Regions from separate parts of the Homo sapiens genome. Here regions 2 and 3 are each linked to region 1. A link is a loop called in an ENCODE intact Hi-C map of the cell type or tissue named here. Cell type or tissue: adrenal gland. All regions are shown on one strand.

Region 1 (8,000 bases):
CCTCCCCTGCCTCAGTCTCCTGAGTAGCTGGGATTACAGGCACGTGCCACCACACCCGGCTAATTTTGTATTTTTAATAGAGTTAGAGACAGGGTTTCAGCACATTGGTCAGGCTGGTCTATAACTCCTGACCTCAAGTGACGCACCCACCTCGGCCTCCCAAAGTGCTGGGATTACAGGCATGAGTCACCGCGCCTGGCCCCTCTGTGTGTTTCAAAACTCCACAGCTGAGAGGTAAGAGCCATCCTGAACCCGCAAGCTCTTGGCTGCTGGTGACAGCAGCAGCTGCCGTGGGTGTCCTAAGCTGGCTGCTTTGTAGGCATCACTCACCCCTCCACTCCCTGCTGTTCTCATGGGAGGTCCCTGGGTCAGAGGGCTGCCGCCTCCTCTCAAGGAGGTAATGGCCCCACCCAACTGGCCTCCCCTATGCTTGGTCCTGCTATTTTCCCCGAAAGCTCCCCCTACCCTGCAGGGACCCACCCGGACCCACCCCTACCAATGCTCAGGCCTCTGCAGCGGCGGAGGGGCGGCCACTCACCCGAACAGGAAGAGGGTGGTACACAGCAGCCAGGTGAGGGCACCCGGGACAAAGGTCGTCACCGTGATGATGCGGTTTCCACAGTAGGGACACACGGCCTGCACCGGCATGGACGTCCCCACCACGGACATGCCGGCATACAGCTGTGGGAGTGGGAAGCGGGAAGCAGGTGGGACCCCCCGGGGCCAGGACCCCTGTGGCTTCTCAATTCCCATGGGCTGTCGGTGCTCACCTGAGATGGGGAGATGCTGGGATCTGGAGACTGGGGACCTGATATGTGGGGGTGTGGTGTGGCTCCCCCACCCCGGTTTGGAGGAAACTAAGGAAAGAAGTGTTCTTAGCTGGAAGTGGGGTTTCCAGTGGGCTCTAAGGGTGCTTTTTTCTTTTTTCTTTTTATTTTGGAGACGGAGTCTCACTCTGTCGTCCAGGCTGGAGTGCAGTGGTGCGATCTCAGCTCACTGCAACCTCCGCCTCCCGGGTTCAAGCGATTCTCCTGCCTCAGCCTCCTGAGTAGCTGGGACTATAGACATGTGCCATCACACCCGGCTTATTTTTGTATTTTTAGTAGAGATGGGGTTTTGCCATGTTGGCCAAGCTGGTCTTGAACTCCTGACCTCATGCGATCCACCTGCCTTGGCCTCCCAAAGTTCTGGGATTACAGGCCTGAGCCACCGCACCTGACCTAAAGGGTGCTTTTCAATGGTGACGTCATCTTCACTGTGCCCTCCAGGAATCTATCCAACCCAGCAGTTCTGAATCTGGAGACTGCCTGAGAATTCCTTGGAAAATTTGTTTAAATTCCCAAAACCCAGGCCCCACCTGGGGGGCTCGGCCTTCCCCTCCTCTGTGGCCTGAGGGGTGGTGTGTTTGCAGAGTAGAGAACGGGAGTCTACTCCATAAAAATTTCCTGAGTGCCTACTGTATACAGGCCCCATCCACCAGTGATTTCCCTCTGGAGAGAGATGCTTCGGTGGCCACTGGCAACACAGCCAGCATGGGAGCAGGGGCAGCTGGCCAGCTGCGGGGTCCCACAGCTACGGGGTCAGGGGAGGAGAACTTGCCAGAGGATGTGCTGTTTGGGCAGAGTCTTGGTCAGAGGTCAGGAAAGAGAATATTCTGGGCAGCTCCGAGCAGGGGACAGAAAGCGACAAGGGAAGGCCGGCAGGGGCACTCACCTACCTGAACAACTTGGGGGCCTTCAAAGTACATCTGGTGAGGAGGACCATAGGGAGGAGGGGGACCAGCAGGATAAGGATCTTTAGGAGAGAGAAAGAAAAGCACCCTCAGATCAGTGGGCTCACTGTATGCCAGGGACTTAGCTCAAAACTTAGGCCCGGATGCAGTGGCTCACACCTGTAATCCCAACACTTTGGGAGGCCAAGGCAGCAGAGCACCCGAGATCAGGAGTTCGAGACCAGTCTGGCCAACATGGTGAAACCCCATCTCAACTACAAATACAAAAATTAGCCGGGCACAGTGGCGCACGCCTGTAATCCCAGCTACTCGGGATGCCGAGGCAGGAGAATCACTTGGAAAACAGATTCTGAAAGATTCGGTAACTTTCCCAATTCCACACCAACATGGCCAGGCAGCCCCAGGGCCAGGACAGCCTCTGCCTCCTGCTGCCTCCACGCTCAGCCTCGGTTGTCTCTGGCCACGGGCAGGAGCGTCATACCTGATGTGGGGGAGTCATTAGTCTCATTTGGCGACTTCCTTGCAACACTTTAAGGGAGAGTACAGCACGTTGAAAGCCCCACTGCCCAATGGTCTCTATTGGGTTCCGTGGCCCCCTGATTGGTGGGGACAGTAGGATTTCGGGGAAGGGTGGTGAGGACTGAGGGCAGCCCCCAGCTCAGCACAGGGACCCTCGTCTCCTCTCTGCTTCCTGCGGTCTCCAGAGTAGACTTCTTCCCGGTCCCTGCCAGCCCTGGCCCCTGAATGAGGGGAGCCCTCACCCGGGGATGATTCCATCCTGGTGCTCTGGAGGGCCTCTGTCCCAGCAACAGTGCCTGGGCAGCACCGTGTTCTGAGCTCCGAGTGCTCATGTGCTTATTTCTAGGAATTCTCATGAGGAGGCCCGGTTGCCAGGAGGTGTGAGGAGCTGGGGCCACACCTGTCCACCTCTTGCTGGGCCTGGCTCCAGTAGAACAGCCATTGTGATGTGTGCCTTCACTGTGGCCTCATCCTCACTTCCTGCAGGAGGAGGGCAGGGGCTTCCCGTGGGCATGGCTTGAACAGCCTTTGGAGATGGCCCTGCTCCATGTTTCCACGGCCCCACATGGTGGGTGGGTGGGAGATTGCTGACGGCTGGGTGGGGAAACTGATCAAGGGTCTGAAATATAGTCCTGTTAGAGCCCAGCCATTCTGTTTGGAGGAATTTATCCTGAGGGAGCTAACCAGATGTATGTGAAGATCTAATTGTAGCATGTTCATGTCCTCTTAGGAATGTGGCTGGGCACGGTGGCTCACGCCTGTAATCCCAGCACTTTGGGAGGCCGAGGCAGGCAGATCACTTGAGCTCAGGAGTTTGAGACCAGCCAGGCCAACATGGTGAAACCCTGTCTCTACTAAAAATACAAAAATTAGCCGGGCGTGGTGGCACGTGTCTGTAATCCCAGCTACTCAGGAGGCTAAGGCAGAAGAATCACTTGAACCTGGAGGCAGAGTTTGCAGTGAGCCCAGATCGCGCCACTGCACTCCAGCCTGGGCAAGAAGAGTGAAACTCCATCTAAAAAAAGAAAGAAGAAATGTAGGTATGTATAGGTTCATATGTCCACACATATTCATGGTGTAAATGTGTGTGTGTTTACCTGCTCAAAAGTCCAGTCTGCCTCCTGCTTATTCAGCTTTATGAGCTTGGGCAAGGTCCCACTTTTTTCTTTTTGCCTTGAGACAGGGTCTTGCTCTGTGGCCCAGGCCAGAGTGCAGTGGCGTAATCATAGCTCACTGTACCCTCAAATTCCTGGGCTCAAGTCTTCCTCCTCACCTTAGCCTCTGGAGTAGCTGGGACTACAGGTGCTTACCACCATGCCTGGCTAATTTTTTCTTATTTTTAGTAGAGATGGGGTCTCACTATATTGCCCAGGTTGGTCTTGAACTCCTGGCCTCATGTGATCCTCTTGCCTCGGCCTCCCAAAGTGCTGGGATCGCAGGTGTGAGCCACCATGCCTGGCCCCCACCTTTCTTTAAACCTCCATCCCCTCCCTGCCTCATCTGTAAAATAGGGGTAATAAGAAGCTCATAGGGTTGTTGTGAAATCAGATGACATAACCCAGGTGAGGGGTCTGCTCTTGATGTGGTCCATGAAGCCAGCATTCTTTTTTTTTGCCTGCTTCATTTTCCCTTCATAATGAAGCCAGCATTATTATTGTAAAATGCAAATGGCTTCAATGGCTCAGAAGAGGAACTCCCAATTATAGACCTCATCCTCTGCGCCAATGGCAGGCCAAGGGCTTTACACAAGGATACAGCCAGGAAGGGCAAAGTCAGGATTAGATGCAGCTGTGGGACACCAATCTGATGCTACCCCAGATCCTTTTTTTTTTTTGAGGCGGAGTTTTGCTCTTGTTGCCCAGGCTGGAGCGCAATGGCATGATCTCGGCTCGTGGCAACCTCTGCTTCCCGGGTTCAAGCAATTCTCCTCCCTCAGCCTCCCAAGTAGCTGGGATTACAGGCATGTGTCACCACACTGGGCCCATTTTGTATTTTTAGTAGAGATGGGGTTTCTCCATGTTGGTCAGGCTGGTCTCAAACTCCCAACCTCAGGTGATCTGCCCGCCTCAGCCTCTCAAAGTGCTGGGATTACAGGCGTGAGCCACTGCTCCAGGCCTGGGCTTCCTGTACAGACTTGAAGTTACACATTTTGGGAAGGGTTAGGGACCGCCTCCTTCCCTGGGGATTTTGAAGCGATGGTCCCCCTAACACACGTCGGGACCCCAGGCGTGATGTCTGAACTGGGGAAGCCTTGAGGGTGAATGGATGAGGGAGCTGATGGGGGGATGCTCTCTGGCGCTGCCCTTCCCGGCCATCGCCACCAGGGGGCAGCACCGGGCTTCCATGAGTCCGCCTCAATTTCTCCCTCTTCAGGTTCTGTGCCCCAAACCCTGCCATGGGGCGAGGACTCCTCTCTCCCACCCCATAACCCACAGGCCCGGCCGGAAAAGGTGGCAAAGCCAGCCGAGGTCACACAGCACGGCTGCGGGAGAGCTGAACTAGACCCCAGGCCCTCAGCACCCAGGGCACAGTGCCCCACCAGGAAGCTGCATGGGTCAGGGCTTCTGGAAGACTGGATTTTTGTGTTTTTTTTTAAACCTCTTCATCCCCCAGGCCGGGCGCGGTGTCTCACGCTTGTAATCCCAGCACTTTGGAAGGCCGAGGCGGGCGGATCACGAGGTCAGGAGATCGAGACCATCCTGGCTAACCAGGTGAAACCCCGTCTCTACTAAAAAATAGAAAAAATTAGCCGGGCGTGGTGGCGGGCGCCTGTAGTCCCAGCTACTCGGGAGGCTGAGCCAGGAGAATGGCGTGAACCCGGGAGGCGGAGCTTGCAGTGAGCCGAGATCGCGCCACTGCACTCCAGCCTGGGCGACAGAGCGAGACTCCGTCTCAATAAAAAAACAAAACAAAACAAAAAAAAAACACCTCTTCATCCTCCAAATAAGGCCTGGCACAGAGGAGGATGAAGTTGGTCAAACTGTGGGCTCTCTCCGAGCTGTATGACTCTGAACAGGTGTCTTCTCCTCGGTGAGCCTCAGTTTCCTCCCCTGCAAAAATAATACCTTCTGCTGAGAGTGTTATGAGCTGGGCACGGTGGCTCACCCCTGTAATCCCAGCACTTTGGGAGGTCGAGGCAGACAGATCACCTGAGGTCAGGAGTTCGAGACCAGCCTGGCCAACATGGCGAAACCCTGTCTCTACAAAAATACAAAGATCACCTGGGTGTGGTGGTGCACAGCTGTAATCCCAGCTACTTGGGAGGCTGAGGCAGGAGAAGGAGGAGGTTGCAGTGAGCTGAGATTGCACTCTGGCCTGGGCAACAGAGCAAAACTCAGTCTCAAAGAAAAAAGAAAAGAACAAGAAAAAAAGATTGCTTAAATGACTGAAGAATGAAAGAAATCCATGGGTCGGGCGCAGTGGCTCAGCCTTGTAATCCAACACTTTGGGAGGCCCAGGCATGAAGATCACTTGAGGTCAGGAGTTCGAGATCAGCCTGATCAACATGGTGAAACCCCATTTCTACTAAAAGTACAAAAATTAGCCGGGTGTGGTGGCATGCACCTGTAATCCCATCTACTTGGGAGGCTGAGGCAGGAGAATCGCTTAAACCCAGGAGGCGGAGACTGCAGTGAGCCGAGATTGCACCACTCCACTCCAGCCTGGGTGACAGTGAGACTCTGTCTCAAAAAAAAAAAAAAAAAGAAAGTTATCCACGTGAAGCACTTACCTCCATACTTGGCACATGGAAAGCTTGCAGTAAGTTGGCAATTAATATTAACATATTAACAAGAACCATGACAATCAACTCAATTAGCAGAGTCACAAAGGCCAGGGCAGGGGGCAGGCCACCCAGGAATGCAATGAGCCTGGAGTTTTGGCAGCTGGGGACCTGGGGAGTCCCGTGTGGGGCCTTTCCTGCTATGTGATTTAGGGCACCGGACTCCCGTCTCTGGGCTACGCTTTCTTTTGTGCAATGAGGAAGACTCTGTGGCCAGGGCTGTTTATGGGAAAAGGAGATGGGACATTTTTTCCTTCCTACTCATCTTCTTTTCCCAGAAGGGCCCAGCTTGAGCAGAGGCGATGAGATAATAAGGAAGAAGGAATTGGAGGAATGAGCTGTACCTGTAATTATTGCACAATCCGTGTGGGGGGTTGGGTTACAGAGGGGCCTGGATTACAGAGGGGCCTGGAGATGGGGCAGTGGCTTGTTCCTGCCTGGGGAGGGGCTGGCTGCCCCCAGAACCCTGCCTTCCTCACTCTGGCTCAGCAGTGGGGTCCCATATATCTCATCTGCATGTGGACCCTGGAGTCCTAGGGTGGGGACTTGCTGGGTCATACTGGGGCATCCCCTAACCTCTCTGGGTTGAATTTCCGGTTCTGCTAACCTCCCAGACTGCCTTACCTGCCAGCTTGTGGTGGGGAGTGGATGGGTCGGGCAGGATGGGGGTGAATGAGGTATAGGGGCTGCTGTAGGCACCACCCTCCCTACTCCAGCCACATTGCTTACTCAGGGAGAGAAAAGTAGGGGGAGGAATTCTCGTTCCCAGGAACTGATGGAGGACCCCCAGCTGAAGGGAAGAGGGTGTTTCAGGGCCATTTCTTCCCCAGCAGCTGCCGTCTGTCCATCTATCCATCCCTGCGTCCCGTTCCCTCAGAGCCTGGAGGTCTGCCTGGTGGAGGAGGAAGGGCTATCTCCAGATTGAGAAAGCCTCAGGGTGTGGATGTGATGGGAGAATGTGGTTGTGTGTGCTTCCACCTGCGTGTATTTGTGTGGGAGATGTGTGTGTCGGGTGTGTGGAGTGTCTGTGTGTCAAGCAGCATTTTTTTTTTCTTTTTTAGAAACAGTCTTGTTCTTGTCACCCAGACTGGAGTGCAGTGGGGCGATCTCAGCTCACTGCAACCGCCACCTCCCAGGTTCAAGCGATTCTCCTGCCTCAGCCTCCTGAGTAGCTGGGACTACAGCCATGCACCATCACGCCTGGCTAAATTTGTGTATTTTGGTAGAGATGGGGTTTCACCATGTTGGCCAGGCTGGTCTCGAACGCCTAACCTCAAGTGATCCTCCTATCTTGGCCTCCCAATATGCTGGAATTACAGGCGTGAGCCACTGTGCCCGGCCCGCCCTCATTCTTTAACGTGCATTTATTGAGCACCTAATATATGCCAGGCACACAAAACTGAGCAAGGCAGATGAGGTGCTTACTTACCCCAAGAAGCCCACATTTTAGTGAAGGAAACAGATGCCAGACACATTCTTCTTTTTTTTTTTTTTCTTGAGATGGAGTCTTGCTCTGTCACCCAGGCTGGAGTGCAGTGGCGCAATCTCGGCAAGACTCCGTCTTGGAAAAAAAAAAAAAAAAGAAAGTGCCAAGATCCACTTGCTGTTCTGACAGGACCCCCGAGTCTACTGTGCAGAGGAACAGTGGCGGGGATTGGGCCAAAGACAGGAGGTGACTGTCCAGAAGGAAGTGGCCCTAACAGAGAGCATGGACACTGTACAGGGGAAGCAAGTGTGCCCAGAGCCTGAGGTCCCAGCCCCCTCTTCTCTGAGACCCCTGGCAGAAGGATGCTTCCTGGGGAGGGGGCTTCATCTACACGGCTTGTGGGGGGCGCAGTGGGGCAGCACAGGGGCCCAGGTTCCAGTCCTAGCCTGGCCCGCAATTGCTGCATGGTTTGGGGGGAGCTGATCCGAGCCTCATTTCCCCATCTGTAGAATGGGACAATAACTCTCCTGCCCACGTTCCCC
Region 2 (8,000 bases), 89 kb after region 1:
TGTAAAATGGAAAGTCCTGCTTGTTTCATGGGATGGGTGTGGGAATAAACAATAAATGTCAAACGTGTGGCAGACTCAACAGCCTACAGCAGATATTATTAAGCATTTGGTCAGAGGTTTTAGCAGGGAGAAAGGCTTCGAGCAGTCAGCAGGGACTTCCAGAGCCCTGTGCTGTGCCCCTCACATATCCAGCGGCAGAAGGGTCTGTCAGGATGTTAACTACACATTGACGAGCAGATGTCGTCCAGGTAGGCACGAAACCCCAGTTGAGATTTGTTCACCACCCAGAGGTCTAGAGGCTCTTGCTTTGGATGGCCCTGCAGTGTAATAAAGCCAAATGCACCGGATGCTGGTACGTTATTTTATAAACTTAAGCCAGTTATATACATTGCCCCACATAATTAATAATATATGTTCATTATACAATTTGTAACACAGTAAAGAGGAAGGAAGGCATGATCTTTATTATTTTGCCACTCGAAAGTCAATAAGAATGTTTTATCGCTGGGGGCGGTGGCTCACACCTGTAATCCCAGCACGTTGGGAGGTCAAGGTGGCGGATCACGAGGTCAGGAGATCGAGGCCATCCTCGCTAACAGGGTGAAACCGTGTCTCCACTAAAAAATACAAAAAAATTAGCTGGGCGTGGTGGCAGGTGCCTGTAGTCCCAGCTACTCGGGAGGCTGAGGCAGGACAATGGTGTGAACCTGGGAGGCGGAGTTTGCAGTGAGCCGAGATCACGCCACTGCACTCCAGCCTGGGCGACAGAGTGAGACTCCGTCTCAAAAAAAAAATATTTTTTTTTATTGTGTAGCCTTCCATTTTTCTTAACCATACCAAGATACACCTAACAAATTTATCCTTTTAATCATTTTTAAGTGTGCAATTCAGGGACATTAAGTATATTAACAATGTTGTACAGGCTGGGCACACTGTCTCATGCCTGTAATCCCAGCACTTTGGGAGGCTGAGGCGTGTGGATCACTTGAAGTCAGGAGTTCAAGACCAGCCTGGCCAACATGGCAAAACCCTGTCTCTACTGAAAATACAAAAATTAGCTGGGCATGGTGGTGGGCACTTGTATTCCCAGCTACTTGAGAAGCTTGAACCCGGGAGGCAGAGGTTGCAGTGAGCCGAGATTGCACCAATGCACTCCAGCCTGGGAGACAGCCAGACTATCTCAAAAACAAACAAAACAAAAAATGTTGTACAACCGTCACCACCATCTATTTCCAGAACATTTTCATTATCCCAAACAGAACTAATATACCCATTGAGCAATAATTTCCTTCTTTTTCCAGCCCTTGGCAACCACTAACCTGCTTTCTGTCCCTCTGGATTCACCTGTTCTGGATATTTCATATAAATGGAATCATACAATATGTGACCCTTTGTATCTGGCTCTTTTTTTTTTTTTTTTTTGAGTTGAAGTCTCGCTCTGTTTCCCAGGCCAGAGAGCAGTGGCGCGATGTCCACTCACTGCAACTTCCGCCTCACCAGCTCAAATGATTCTGCCTCAGCCTCCCAAGTAGCTGGGATTATAGGTGCCTGACGCCAAGCCTGGCTAATTTTTGTATTTTTAGTAGAGATGGGGTTTCACCATGTTGTCCAGGCTGACCTGGAATCTCTGACCTCAAGTGATCACCCACCTCGGCCTCCCACAGTGCTGGGATTATAGGCGTGAGCCAGTGCGGCTGGCCTGTATCTGGCTTCTTTGACTTGGTGTAGTGTTGTCAAGGTGCATCCGTGTTGTAGCATATGTCAGTGCTATTTCTTTTTTATGGTTAAATATATTTACGGGTGCAGTGTGTATTCTCTGTGTGTGCCACATTTTGTTTGTCCATCTGTTGATGGACATTTGAGTTGTCGTCACCTTTTGACTACTGATGAATGAACATTTGGCTATTGCTGTGAACACTGGTATACGAGTATCTGTTTGAGTCCCTGCTTTCAGTTGTTTTGGGTACGTACTGAGAAGTGGATTAACTGGATCCTGTGGTAATTCTGTTTATTTTTGAGGACCTGCCACTTTTCCACAGCAGCTGTACCATTTTACATTCTCACCAGCAACAGACAAGGGTTCCTGTTTCTCTACATTCTTGTCAACAGTGGTTACTTTTCCTTTTTTTTAAATTTGAGATGGAGTCTTACTCTGTCACCCAGACTGGGTTGCAGTGGTGTGATCTTGGCTCACTGCAGACTCCGCCTCTCAGGTTCAAGCGATTCTCCTGCCTCAGCCTCCTGAGTAGCTGGGATTACAGGCACCCACCACCATGCCCAGCTAATTTTTCTGCTTTTAGTAGAGATGTGGTTTTGCCATGTTGGCCAGACTGGTCTCGAACTCCTGAACTCGAGGGATCCACCTGCCTCGGCCTCCCAAAGTGCTGGGATTACAGGTATGAGCCACCACGCCTGGCCCTTCACTTCGATGCTTCTGTCCTGTGCTTCCATCCTTGCTTTACTTGAGTCCGTTTTTGCAGCTGTCAAAGTGATGCTTAAAAACAGAATCACGTCACTGCTGTGAAGGCTGATGGCCTAATCCACCCTCCCCTTCCCTCCCTCATCCGCACCTCTGTGGAGATCATTCCCCCAGGTCACGACTGCCTTGCTGTTCTCCAGTAATCGAGAATATTCCAGCCTTAAGGCCTTTGCATTGACAGTTCCCTCTGCCTGGAAGGCTTTCTCCCTAGATGCCTGCAAAGAGAACTAACCGCCTCCCCTTCAGTATCCTCTCGGTATAACAGGGTTTTACTATTTATGCTCAAGAAGTGTAGTGAAGATTCAATTATATAGAAGAGACATGTGCATAGCAGTTACACGTGGCTGTTCATTCCTTCTGTACCTTGCCTTCACCTGCCTGTCAGTTCCTTCAGTGACTGTGACTCCCTTCCCCATGAAGAGATAAAGCCTGTGGCTAAAAAATGTCTTAAGAAGTCATAATGATTTGACCTTAACCTCATTAAAACCAAAAATTCTCTCTGTTGGGTTGTAAGTAATGACCTGAGTGAGCCTCACCCCAGGATATTCTGATTATGTCTGGGGTGGATTTCCAGGATCTGTTTTTTTGACCAGCTTGAAGCCAATTCTGAGATTCAGGCAGGCTGGGAATTTCTGAAATACATTACTAGAACAGAAGACACCAGAGTGACACATGGTTCTGTGGACTTTGTGTTCCTGGGCCAATTTTCTGCCCAAAGAATAGGTTCTTAACACTGGCTTTATGTGTAGAATCTCCTGGAGAGTGTTTTAAAAACCCCATTGTCGAAGCCCATGACCAGGCATTTTTATTTTCACGGTTCCCTGGGTGATTCTAACATGGTTGACCATCGCTGCCTTTGGAGAATCACCACTCTGTTAAGTCTGCAAGGGGCTTGCCCTGGGAGGTGAGACCAGATTCTCACCCATGCAGGCATTCCATGTGTGGTCTGCTCATGCAGTACCAGCAGAGGGCACACAGAGCAAATGCATTATTCTAACGCTGTATCCCTAAGCTAAAATCACAGATGTCCACCAGATAACAGGAAATGTGTTAGGGCTTCTGTCATGCACCAGTAGGGTAGTACCTGAGAGCTGCCCCCAAAAAACCAAAGTCAACAACAGAAGCAATAAAAGGACTGGTGCAGTGGCTCACACCTGTAATCCCAACTCTTTGGGAGGCCAAGGTGGGCAGATCGCTTGAGACCAGAAGTTCAAGACCAGCCTGGGCAACATGGTGAAACCCCATCTCTACTAAAAATGTGAAAAATTAGCTGGGTGTAGGGTACATGCCTGTACTCCCAGCTACTGGGGAGGCTGAGGTGAGAAGATCACTTGAGCCTGAGGGGCAGAGGTTGCAGTGAGCTGAGACTGCGCCACTGCACTGCAGCCTGGGTGACAGAGCGGGATCCTGTCTCAAAAAACAAAAAAAACATTAAGTGTGCCCAACCCTTGTTGAATCTGGTAGAACCTGGGCATCTGTTTGTTTATGCTTCCCAGGTTATTCCACAGTACTACAAGTTTTGAGAATCACCCAAAGCCATACAATAGATGGCAAAGCAGCTTCTCAGAAAATGGGAGTTGTCTTTAGATTTGGGTGGTAGATATATTGGCAGTTGCCCCCTTTAACAACAATTATAACATGATTGTCTTAGTTCACTTGGGCTGCTGTAACAAAAATACCGTAGGCTGGATGGCTCAAGCAACATTAATTTTTACAGTTCTGGAGGCTGGGAAATCCAAGATTAATGCGTCAGCGGGTTCATTGTCTAGGAGGGCCTGTTTCCTGGTTGGTAGACAGGCTTATTCCTGCTGTGGTCTCCCATGGCAAAAGAGGTGAGGGAGCTCTCTGAAATTTTTTATAGGGCACTAATCCCATTCATGAGGGATCCACCCTCATGACCTAATCCACTTCCAAAGTTCCCATCTCCAGATATCATCACATTGGAAATTAGGTTTCAACATATGAATTTGGGGGTGACATAAACATTCAGAATATAGCAATAATCTAACAGAAATACTGAAGTGTACATATAAGGATGTTGACTGAAATATTTCCAATAGCAAAAAAACTAGTCCGGGCATGATGGCTCATGCCAGTAATCCCAGCACTTTGGGAAGCTGAGGTGGAAGGATCGCTTGAGACCAGGAGTTCGAAACCAGCCCGGTCAACATAGTGAAACCCCATCTCTACAAAAGAAAAAATAAAACATTAGCTGGATATGGTGGCACATGCCTGTAGTCCTAGCTACTTGGGAGGCTGAGGCAGGAGAATTGTTTGAGCCCGGAAGTTCAAGGCTGCAGTGAGCCATCACTGTGCCACTGCACTCTAGCCTGGGTGACAGAGTGAGACCCTGTCTCAATAAATAAATAAGAAAAGTAAAAACTGGGAATAATCTAAGTTTCCATTAGTAGGCCACATGGTTAAGTAAATGTTGGTAGATTAATATTGTAGTATACATGCAACCTTTAAAAAGAGTGAGATTGTACTGTATCTGTGGAAAAGACCACGAGGTAGGTAGTGAAAAAAAAAAAGCAAGTCACAGAACAGTGTAGTTCTGTGTGATCTTATTTGTGTTTTTAAAAAGTACATGTTGGCCAGGTGCAGTGGCTGTAATCCCAGCACTTTGGGATGCTGAGGCAGGTGGATGACTTGAGGTCAGGAGTTCGAGACCAGCCTGGTCAACATGGTGAAACCCCATCTCTACTCAAAATACAAAAATTAGCTGGGGGTGGTGTCAGACGCCTGTAATCTCAGCTACTCAGGAGGCTGAGGCAGGAGAATTGCTTGAACCCAGGAGGCAGAGATTGCAGTGAGCGGAGATCGCAACATCTCACTCCAGCCTGGGCTACAGTGTGAGACTCCATCTCAAATACATACATACATACATACATTGCAAATTGTGAAGAGTGGCTACCCCCGGGAGAGGATTGAGGGTGAGAGGGGTATAATGAGCACATCATTCATCCTAGCAAATGAAGAAAAACGCTGTAATAAACAGTCTGTTCTTCCATTCCCTTCTCCTCCCACCAGCTTTCTAGGCAAAGGAAAGTTTCTCAACCATGAATTCCAATTCTGGACTCAGAAGCTGAGTAGATGGAAGGAAACATGCAGTCTTTGAAAACTCAGTTAAAGCAGCTGTGATTTAACCATGTTTGTCCCTTGTCAAGTGGCTTTCCTTCTTGTCTGGATTTTGCCCCCGTCTCCCTGCCATGCTGTGGCCATGTAAATAATTTAGATGCCTAGGGTGGTCTGGAGCATGTCCGTTTTATTTTTTTGTTTTTCGAGACAGAGTCTTGCTCTGTCGCCCAGGCTGAAGTGCACAGGTGTGATCTCGGCTCACTGCAACCTCTGCCTCCCGGGGATCAAGCCATTCTCCTGCCTTAGCCTCCCAAGGAGCTGGGGTTACAGGCACCCACCACCACGCCGGCTAATTTTTGTATTTTTAGTAGAGACGGGGTTTCACCATGTTGTCCAGGCTGGTCTTGAACTCCTGACCTCATGATCCACCTGCCTCAGCCTCCCAAAGTTCTGGGATTACAGGCGTGAGCCACTGGGTCTGGCCTGTTTTTCTGTTTGTTTGTTTGTTTGTTTGTTTGTTTGTTTTAAGATGGATCCTCGCTCTGTCACCCAGTCTACAGTGCAGTGGTGCAATCTCAGCTCACTGCAACCTCTGCCTCCTGGGTTCAAGTGATTCTCTGCCTCAGCCTCCTGAGTAGCTGGGGTTACAGGCGCACGCCACCACGCTCAGCCAATTTTTGTATTTTTAGTAGGGACAGGGTTTCACCACGTTGGCCAGGATGGTTTCAAACTCCTGGCCTCAAGTGATCGGCCCACCTTGGCCTCCCAAAGGGTGGGGATTACAGGCGTGAGCTGCTGTGCCCAGCCACATGTCAGTTTTCATATGGCCACCATCCACACATGAGGTCTGCATCAACTGGGGACCTGGTGACGATGCTCCCAGTGTGCACGTGGGAAGCACAGCCCAGTGGTAGCTGTTGTCCTCCTTCCTATGCTGGTTACCAAAAATGAGACTTACCTTGTCATAGGGCCAGATGTCTATGGCATCCGCCACCCAATCATTGCATAACCATGTTTAATGCGCTCCCCAAAGCAGATCTGGTGGGCTGAGCAGCTTGCAGGGGACAGCCTGGATGAATTGCCTGGAGAACTAGAGTTGGGAGCTTGCTTTATGTTGCTGCTTTATGACTGCAAGACTCGTGAGTTCCTAAATAGAAAGCAACAGGGTCCCTTTGAACTCCGGGCAGAGTCCAACTTTTAATGGCCTTGTTTTGATCCTGCGCCATTCAATTGTAAAATCTTGCCTGATTAGAGTCCCATCAGGCAAGGCCAGTACCGTCTAGGTATGGCCATGTTCATACCAACTCTAAGGACACAAACATTCATTTTACTGATTAACAGTTGAAATACACTCTCAGATTCAGCTGGGCTTGCACCTATGGTGTGAAGTAGATTTAATATTTACCAGTGGGAAGTTAACTCTCACAGAAATATAATATTGCCTTTTAGAACTATATATGAGACACACTCAGCTATTCATGGAGAAGAAGCAGTAAAGGACACCAGCATGTATTAAATGCCTACTGTGTGCTGGGCAATTATTATAGGATTTCATTTAATCTGCCAGCAACACTTTGAGTTGGAGAACCCCAGAGAGGTGGTAGAGTGTTCGGGTGAAGCATATGGCTTCTGAAGCCAAACTTCTTGCCTGCTTGAATTCCAGCCCTGCCAATTCCCAGCTGTATAACCTCTTTCTCTGCCTCGGTTTCTTCCTCTGTGAAGTGAAGATAATAACACCACCTACCCAGGATTGTGGGGAGGATTACATGACTTACTACATGAAAAGCACTTAAAATAGTGCTCAGTCCAGGCAAGCACTCAATAAATGTTAGCTAGCAATACTATAATCATCCTTTTTTGGCAGAATAAGGTTCAGAGAACTGAAGTGACTTGCCCACGATCACCCGTCTAGAAAACAGTAGAGCTGGGTCATTCCACTGCCTCCCCAGGGGAAGGACAGAATATAGAAAACAGGCCGGCACAGTGGTTCATGCCTGTAATCCCAGCACTTTGGGAGGCCGAGGCAGGCGGATCACCTGAGCTCAGGAGTCCGAGACCGGCCTGTCCAACATGGCGAAATCCCGTCTCTACTAGAAATGACAAAAAATTAGCTGGGGTTGGTGGTGCATGCCTGTAATCCCAGTCACTGGGGAGACTGAGGCAGGACAATCACTTGAACTTGGGAGGTGGAGGTTGCTGCGAGCCAAGATTGCACCACTGCACGCCAGCCTGGGCGACAGAGTGAGACTCTTGTCTCAAAAAAAAAAAAAAAAAGAAAAGAAAACTGTGACTCTTTAACAATTTTTTTTTGGTTTTGTTTTGTTTTTTGAGACGGAGTCTCGCTCTGTCACCCAGGCTGGAGTGCAGTGGCACGATCTTGGCTCACTGCAACCTCCGCCTCCTGAGTTCAAGCGATTCTCGTGCCTCAGCCTCCCAAGTAGCT
Region 3 (8,000 bases), 230 kb after region 1:
GCACATTTCTGAGCCTATATCCCTTGGGTTCTGGATGAGTTTGCTTTGGTAACAAATGACCACAAACTGGGGGATTAAAACAGTGGAAATGGATTATTTCAGTTCTGTAAACCAGAAGTCCGCAATCAAGGTGTCAGCAGGGACTCACGCCTCCAAAGGCTCAAGGGGAGGGTTCTTCCTTGCCTCTTCCAGTTTCTGGTGATCCCGGGTGCTCCTTCATGTGGCAGCATCACTCTGATCTCTGCCTTCATAGGCCATCTTCACTGTGGTTCTCAAATCTCCCTCTCCTTTCTCTTATAAAGACATCAGGGGCAGAGCACGGTGGCTCATGCCTATAATCCCAGCACTTTGGGAGGCCAAGGTGGGAGGATTGCTTGAACTCGGGAGTTTGAGACCAGCCTGGGCAACATGGTGAAACCCCGTCTCTGCTAAAAACAGACAAAATTAGCCAGGCATGGCGTCACACGCCTGTATCCCAGCTACTCAGGAGACTGAGATGGGAGGATAGCTTGAGTCCAGGAGGTTGAGGCTGCACTGAGCTATGATCACACCACTGAACTCCAGCCTGGGTGACAGAGAGAAACCTTGTCTCAAAAAAAAAAGAAAGAAAAGAAAAGAAAAAAGAAGGACACCAGTCATTAGATTTAGGACCCGCCCTAAATCCAGGACGACTGTCAAGACCCTTAACTTAATTAGATCTGCAAAGACCCCTTTCTCAAATGTTTCCAAGTTTCCCATTCATAGGTTCTGGGGTTTAGAACGTGGACATAGCTTGTTTAGGGCCACCATTCAACCCACTATAGTTTCAAAAAGGTGGAAAACATCCTTTGTCTTCAGTTTCTCAGGACTGACTGAAATTGTTTTGAACTCCATATAGTAGACGAAAAGGAACCTGGTTTTATGGGGGACAAGTCTTCCTGCCTTTAGTTAAAGAGGGACAGGACAAAGGCTGAAACCACAGGCAAAGCTATTGTTGGTGTTTTGCAAACTTCAGCCCCCAAGATCACCATCTTTGTGACATTTGCTATTCCTGCTTCCCACTTACATTATTACTTAATATTGTATTTAACTACGCACAAATTATTAACTTAGCCTCAACCGAGAATAATATCCTTCATGTCCCTGGTTTTCAAATGCAAGATACATTTTTCTCCCAGAATACACAAAACAGGGCATGATGGTGTGGTTCAACAACTGGACTAGCTTGGAGGGTGACTTCAAACAGGTTTTGTGAGGTCTTGTAATGACATCGATCCTCCCTGAAGTGGCATCTTCCTCTCTTATCTTGCTGTAAGAAGGGCTCAGCTGTGGTTTAGATGTCTGTTCCCTCCCAAACAACTCATGATGAAGTGTATTCCTATTGTAACAGTATCAAGAGGTGGGACTTTTAAGAGGTGATTAGGGCAAGAGGACTCTGTGGATTAATCCTGTTATCACCAGAGTGGGTTTGTCTTCTCGGGAGTGGGTTCCTTATAAAAGGACGAGTTTGACCCATGTTTACTTCTCTCTCGTTCTCATCCTCTCTTTACTGTTCTACCATGTGGCGCCTTCTGCTGTGCTATCATGCAGCAAGAAGGCCCTTGCCAGATGCTGGCCTTTAGCTCTTGGACCTCCCAGCCTCAGAACTGTGAGCCAATACATTTCTGTTAATTACGTTACCCAGTCTGTGGTGTTCTGTTATAGCAGCACAAAATGGAGTAAGACAGCTTCCTGGGTTGTCAGGAGGGCATTGGAGCCGCAGGGCACAGCCCAGCCCAGGCCAGCACTGCTGGAACATCACTCACTGCAGATGAAGGTGGAGTGACAGGGACTGGCTGCTCTCCTGCTGAGGTAACTGGAGTCTCAAACCTCCTCTCCCATCTTCACAGCCCACACAGCTGTTTTCTCAGAAGCAGAGAATCTTACTCTGCAAGTTCACATTAGAATCCCTGTGTCCCAGGTTTTGCCTAGTGGCTGTGCTGGAGCTTAATCTTTGCTTCTCCAATAGTTAGTTGTGCAGTTGGTGCCTGAGGTCTACTCACGCAGGTCTGTGGGGGAAGTGGGGAAAAGGCCCTCAGGGTACAAATAAAATCATTTAGGAAGTGGGGGTGGAGGAAAGGACTAATCCCTGGAAGTGGCATCCTGCTACATACATGTCAATAGGATAAACTTCAAAATGCTTTTCTCTTAAAACCTCTCTGCGCCAGGAACAGTGGTGCACACCTGTAGTCCTAGCTCCTTGGGAGGCTGAGGTAGAAAGACTGTTTGAGCCCAAGCAGTTCGAGGCCGTGGTGCACTATGCTCATGCCTGTGAATAGCCACTGCACTCCAGTGGGCAACATGGCGAGACCTGTCTCTAAAACAACAACAACAAAAACCTGCCACATACCACTGGTATCCTAACTCGCCATACTTTGGAGAACACTGTGTTAGAGCAAAGATGTGGTCATCAGGAGAATTTACCTTGGTGGAGGGCATGGTGGTGAGTCTTCAAGAACTATGTCTTGTCAGAAGACACAGTCCTCCAAGCCAGAAAGCTAGGCATCACCCTCAGCCCTCTCCTCTTCCTGAATCCCCCAAATGCCTCAGAAATAAATCTTAGTTTGCACATTTAGGTGGATAATAGATTGAACGGCTTTGTTTAGAAGAGCACCTGGATGGAAGTTGGTGCTCAATGGACATCAGCTGTGGGTATGAGAACACGATCTCTGCATCACAATGCTGGCGGGCTTGCCCACTTCCTTCCAGATTCAGTGCCTCTTCAGGGCAAGGATGTGTCCTTTGCATCTCTCTTGTGGGCAGCCTCTGAGATGGTCCCCAGTGATCCCACCTTTGGGTATTCCCACTCTGTGTAATCCCCTCCCCTTGAGTGTGGGCTGGACTTAGTGACTCACTTCTGAAGAACTGAATGTGACAAAAGTGACGGAGTGTCACTTCTCAGATTAGGTTACCTCCCAGTAAACTCTCTCTATTCTTGTATGCTTGCTCTGAGAAAGCTGCTGTCATGTCCTGGCTTTATCAGAGGCCCCCTAGAGAGGCCCACATGGCAGAGAAATGAGAGAAGTCTGTGGTCAGCAGCCAGTGAGGAACTGAGGCCCTTAGACCCATAGCAGGTGAGGAACTGAATCCTGCCACCAACCACAAGAGGGAGCCTCAATGTGGATCCACTCTTAGTTGAACCTTCAGATGAGACCACAGCTGAACTCCTTGTAGCCTTAGCAGAGGTCTTAAGACAGAGGCACCCAGTTAAACTAAGCCCAGATTTATGACCCACAGGTACTGTAAGATAATAAATGTTTGTTGTCTTAAGCTTCTAAGTTTTGGGGTATTTTGTCATGCAGCAAATAGATAATACAGTTCCTTTCCCCAATGCCCCACACAGGGCTTGGCTTATTTTAGAGTCTTCTAACTATTGGGAAGAGGCCCAGCAGGTTTGAGTTACTCCCTTTTTTCCCTTCCCACATGGTGGCTGGATTTATGTCCACCTTCAGTTTGCTGCTATGTCCATTAGCGTTCTCTGTAAAAATGTAATGGGCTAGAAACATGGATAAAACTTATGGTGGAACTTCAGCCTTTAGTACAGATCACGGCCACACTCCCCTGGGTCTGGACATGACAAATTTCCCACTGGGGAACCAGACAACATGGAGTTCAGATGAGCCTGGCATAGTCTCATTCTATGCATTCTGAGGCTCAGTTGGAGGAGCACCAAGCCCAGGGTCTTGTAGCCCCAGACCCACCCAAGGGATGATTTGCCCTCTGAACTTTTCTCTGAGTCTTTCTAGAACCTTTGGGCTAAAATAAATTTTATTTCCCAAAAGCTTGGCTTGATCTATCTGTTTTCAAATACAGCTCTTGTTAGAGAGTAGCATTTTGGCTGTGTGTGTATGCATGCGTGCATGTGTGCACATGTACTTAATTTCTTTTAACTTTATTTTTAGTAAAAAAGACACAAAAATAACCCATGTTTGTAAAAACAAAATACATGTATATAACATAAAGGGCAAAGTCTCATCAATTCCATTCCCCCAATTCCATGCCCTGGGGTTAATCAAGGTTAACCATGTGGTATGTAACTTTCCACCTATAAACACATACCTTAGAGCTGCCATTTATAAGTTATGTGATGATGAGCAAATTACCAGGAGTGGTGAAGAGCCTGGGGGATAAATTCTTAGACTATAAAGCCAAACTTCTCAGGTTCAAAGCCTGGCTCTATCCCTCACAACTTATGTGACCTTGGGAGAGTTACCTGGCCCCCTTGCCTACTCCCTCCTTAGTTTACCCATCTATGAAGTGGGGCCTCACGTGAGTGGAGGGATATTTACTGAGCTAATGTATCTAAAATGTTTAGGACAGTTGGCTATCACCATCTCGATCCTCTGAGATCTCCCATTTTGCTTGAGCCTGTTTTTTCTTTTTTTGAGATGGGGTCTTGCTCTGACACCCAGTCTGGAGTGCAGTGGTGTACTCATGGGTCACTGCAATTTCAGCTTCCCACATTGAGCTTGGTTCTGAAGTCAGGCTTTCCACAAAATTCTTCCCTGATATCATCCTTCTTCCTGGGTTCTCACTACCCAGGTGTTTAGATATAGGAGATGGTCCCAGTGTTCCTGTCTCTAAGTCCTGGTCCTACTGAAACGTTTCAGTAGCTTGAGCCTTGGAAATGATGGGGAAGCAGGTTTAACTAACTGAGTCTTAGTTAATTAAGGCTTTACTATGTATGGTAGCTTTAGAATAAAGTTGGATTTTAATCATTACCACTCAGCCACTTAAAATCTCCAAATCCTTCCCATGGGAAACCAATTCAAGATCCACTTCAACCAGGCATCTAGTAATCAATAGAGACTGATTGCCTTATTAATTTGTACACTGAACTTTACTTGGCTTTATTTCCGCTGCCTTTAATCACTGATGAAAGAATAGTTTCTTCTTCCATGTTTTATACCCTTTCCATTCATCCCATCAATATTTTCCTGTCAACACAGAAGTCATCACTGAATGCCAGATAGGCCTGACAAGAGTGTGTGCCCATGTGGGGACAGAGATCGGTGCTGTCCCCAAGACTCCGAGGCACCTGACATCACCCAACTCCATAGGTCTCTTTCAATCTAAGGGGCTGATCTTGCCCCCTAAAATTCCAGTTTAGATATTAAAACTTAGCGTTGTCCCTTGTGATTTTAACAGAGGGTTAAAATTCACAAAACTGTCAGAGTGATTCATCAGTCTGTTTATCAGTAACTAGTGTTAGAAAAGCAAATTCCTGCTGACACCTGCTTGGGGCCACTGTACCACACTGCCATGTAAGAAACAGCACAGTCTGGAAGGCCTCCCTGGTTGAAGCTGGGATCCACTGCCTGCTTCCAATATCAGCAGCACCACCGTTTGCCCGGCGCATGCATTGGTTGAGCAGCAGAAGTGGGTTTGAACTGGCAGTCACCTGAGATGCAACAGGCTTTAATCTAAGAGCACATTTACTTAGCATCTAGAAGGCTCAGACAGGAAACACAGCATCATCATCCCGTTGGGAAGACCACCTCCCAGGCACATAGCCATAGCTCCTTTTGCCCTTCCCCATTCAGGGGACACATGGCTGCTGCAGCCGACAGCCAAGATGTGTGTTGTGTGTGGATCACTGATGCACAGACCCATAAGCTTGGTTACCTACTGATATTTCCATCACAGTCACTCACATAGGGCCAAGGTATGGCCACCTACTCCCAGCTCCCTTAGTTTAGATGAGTCTAAAATTAAAAAAATTTTTTTTTTAAAATAATTATTTGTTTTAAATAACATGAGAATGGGTCTCACTATGTTGCCCAGGCTGGTCTCAAACTCCTGGCTCAAGTGATCCTCCTACCTCGGCCTCCCAAAGTGCTGGGATTACAGGTGTGAGCCACTGCACCTGGCCACACATGAGGGTTTCACAGCAAGCAAGGGCAAGGGCACACACTACATCTCACTTTTTTTTTTTTTTTTTTTTTTTTTTGAGACGGAGTCTCCCTCTGTTGCCCAGGCTGGAGTGCAGCGGCATGATCTCGGCTCATTGCAACCTCGACCTGCTCGGTTTAAGCGATTCTTGTGCCTCAGCCTCCTGAGTAGCTGGGATTACAGCTGTGCACCACCACGCCCGGCTAATTTTTGTATTTTTGGTAGAGATGGGGTTTCACCATGTTGGCCAGGCTGGTCTTGAACTCCTGACCGCAAATGATCCTCCCACATTGGCCTCCCAAAGTGCTGGGATAACAGGCTTGAGCCACCGCGCCCGGCCTACATCTCACTTTTATCTGGACTCTATACTGAAGAGCATGAACTCTGAGGCTGTGTCCCTGGCAGCATTTCTCCCCCAACTGGCAGCCCGTGGAAGTGGAGTGGAGCTGGGATCAGCAGGATAAAGCATGACTTTTCTTTTTTGCTTGTTTTATTTTAAGTTCTGGGATACATGTGCAGAATGTGCAGGTTTGTTACATAGGTATATGTGTGCCATGGTGGTTTGCTGCACCTATCAACCCGTCATCTAGGTTTTAAGCCCTGCATGCATTAGGTATTTGTCCTAACGCTCTCCCTCCTCGTCCCCCATCCCCCAAAAGGCCCCGGTGTGTGATGTTCTCCTCCCTATGTCCTTGTGTTCTCATTGTTCAACTCCCACTTATGAGTAAGAACAAAAGCATGACTTTTCTCTCTCTCTGAGGGTTGCCCAGGTCCTCCAAAATCATGCTCGTGTACAACACGGAACCTGAAATTGAAGTCAGGCTTTTTCCATTTGACTTTTCAGATTTGCTTTTTGTCCAGCTATTGCTTCAGGATAGGGTGGCAAACAGGATCCCTTTTATTTATAGAGAGAGGGAGAGATTGCTCCCAGTGATGTCTCTAGCAGGTGATGATGTGAGACAATCCAACCTTACAAATCACACAGGCTGCAAGGTGCAAGTTGAAAATTCCGCCAAGCCAAAAACTCTACCTTAGGACTAAGTCTGCAATTTAATGAAAACTTCACCAGGGCCAAGTATGACTCTAGGCATCTTTCATGGATCATTTAGTATGTTTTTTTTTTTTTTTTTGAGACAGAGTCTTGCTCTGTTGCCCAGGCTGGAGTGCAGTGGCTCGATCTCAGCTCACTGCAAGCTCCGCCTCCCGGGTTCACGCCATTCTACTGCCTTAGCCTCCCGAATAGCTGGGACTACAGGTGCCCGCCACCACGCCTGGCTAATTTTTTGTATTTTTAGTAGAGACGGGGTTTCACCATGTTAGCCAGGATGGTCTTGATTTCCTGACCTCATGATCTGCCCACCTCGGCCTCCCAAAGTGCTGGGATTACAGGTATGAGCCACTGCGCCTGGCCCATTTAGTATGATCTTTACAATAATTCTGTGAAGAAAGAATTCTTACCCTCTTTTTTTCCCATTTATTTATTTATATTATTTTTTGAGACGGAGTCTCGCTCTGTCACCCAGGCTGGAGTGCAATGGTGCAATCTTAGCTCACTGCAAACTCCACCTCTCAGGTTCCAATTCTCCTGCCTCAGCCTCCAGAGTAGCTGGAATTACAGGCACGCCACCATGCCCAGCTATTTTTTTGTATTTTTAGTAGATACGGGGTTTTGTCATGTTGGCCAGACTGGTCTTGAACTCCTGACCTCAGGTGATCCATTTGCCTTGGCCTCCCAAAGTGCCGGGATTACACGCATGAGCCACATCTGGCTTTTTTTCATTTATTGATAAATGAAATTTTGCATATTATGGGGTGCATATGAATGTGTTTTATATACACAGAATGTGTAATTATCAAGCCAGGGTATTTGAGGTATTCACCACCTTGAGAATTTATAATTTTATGTGTTGGGAACATTTCAAGTTCTCTCTTCTAGCAACTTTGAAATACACAATATATTGTTGCTAACTGTAGCCACCCTAGTCTGCTACCAAACATTAGAAGGTATTTCTTCCCTAAGTTTGTACCCATTCACCAACCTATCAAGAAGTTTTACTATTTTACAGGTGAGGAAACTCAGGTTCAGAGAG

The links. Peaks named below come from ENCODE experiments on the same cell type or tissue, not always from the same donor. Only the 100,000 strongest peaks of a DNase experiment are listed, where the experiment ranks them.
Region 2: a loop joins it to region 1, with 3 times the contacts of the local background. A loop is called at or near these places in 50 of 110 quality-filtered maps.
Region 3: it touches region 1 in a loop (2.9-fold over the local background); 101 of 110 quality-filtered maps call a loop at or near these places.

Annotation. Positions count from the first base shown.
Region 1 is chr16:8,877,004-8,885,003 of GRCh38, reverse strand. LITAFD (LITAF domain containing) reads right to left here and starts at 2,653. Exons shown (of 4, transcript NM_001395433.1): 1 at 2,494-2,653; 2 at 1,718-1,794; 3 at 539-681. The coding sequence starts at 648. RefSeq lists enhancers at 2,016-2,516, 4,564-4,853 and a silencer at 6,963-7,078. In adrenal gland, CTCF peaks have their summits at 4,369 and 4,573 (motif pointing right); DNase peaks (open chromatin) are centred at 33 and 4,593; H3K27ac peaks cover 615 bases.
Region 2 is chr16:8,787,527-8,795,526 of GRCh38, reverse strand. It overlaps TMEM186 (transmembrane protein 186), which reads left to right. Exons shown (of 2, transcript NM_015421.4): 2 at 1-347. Among named protein-coding and RNA genes, the nearest start is that of TMEM186, 6.1 kb to the left of the region's middle. RefSeq lists a silencer at 3,368-3,547. In adrenal gland, a CTCF peak has its summit at 3,434 (motif pointing right); no DNase peak of the experiment used is centred here.
Region 3 is chr16:8,650,427-8,658,426 of GRCh38, reverse strand. It overlaps a transcript of METTL22 not described here. Among named protein-coding and RNA genes, the nearest start is that of ABAT, 20 kb to the left of the region's middle. In adrenal gland, CTCF peaks have their summits at 3,126 (motif pointing right) and 6,351; no DNase peak of the experiment used is centred here.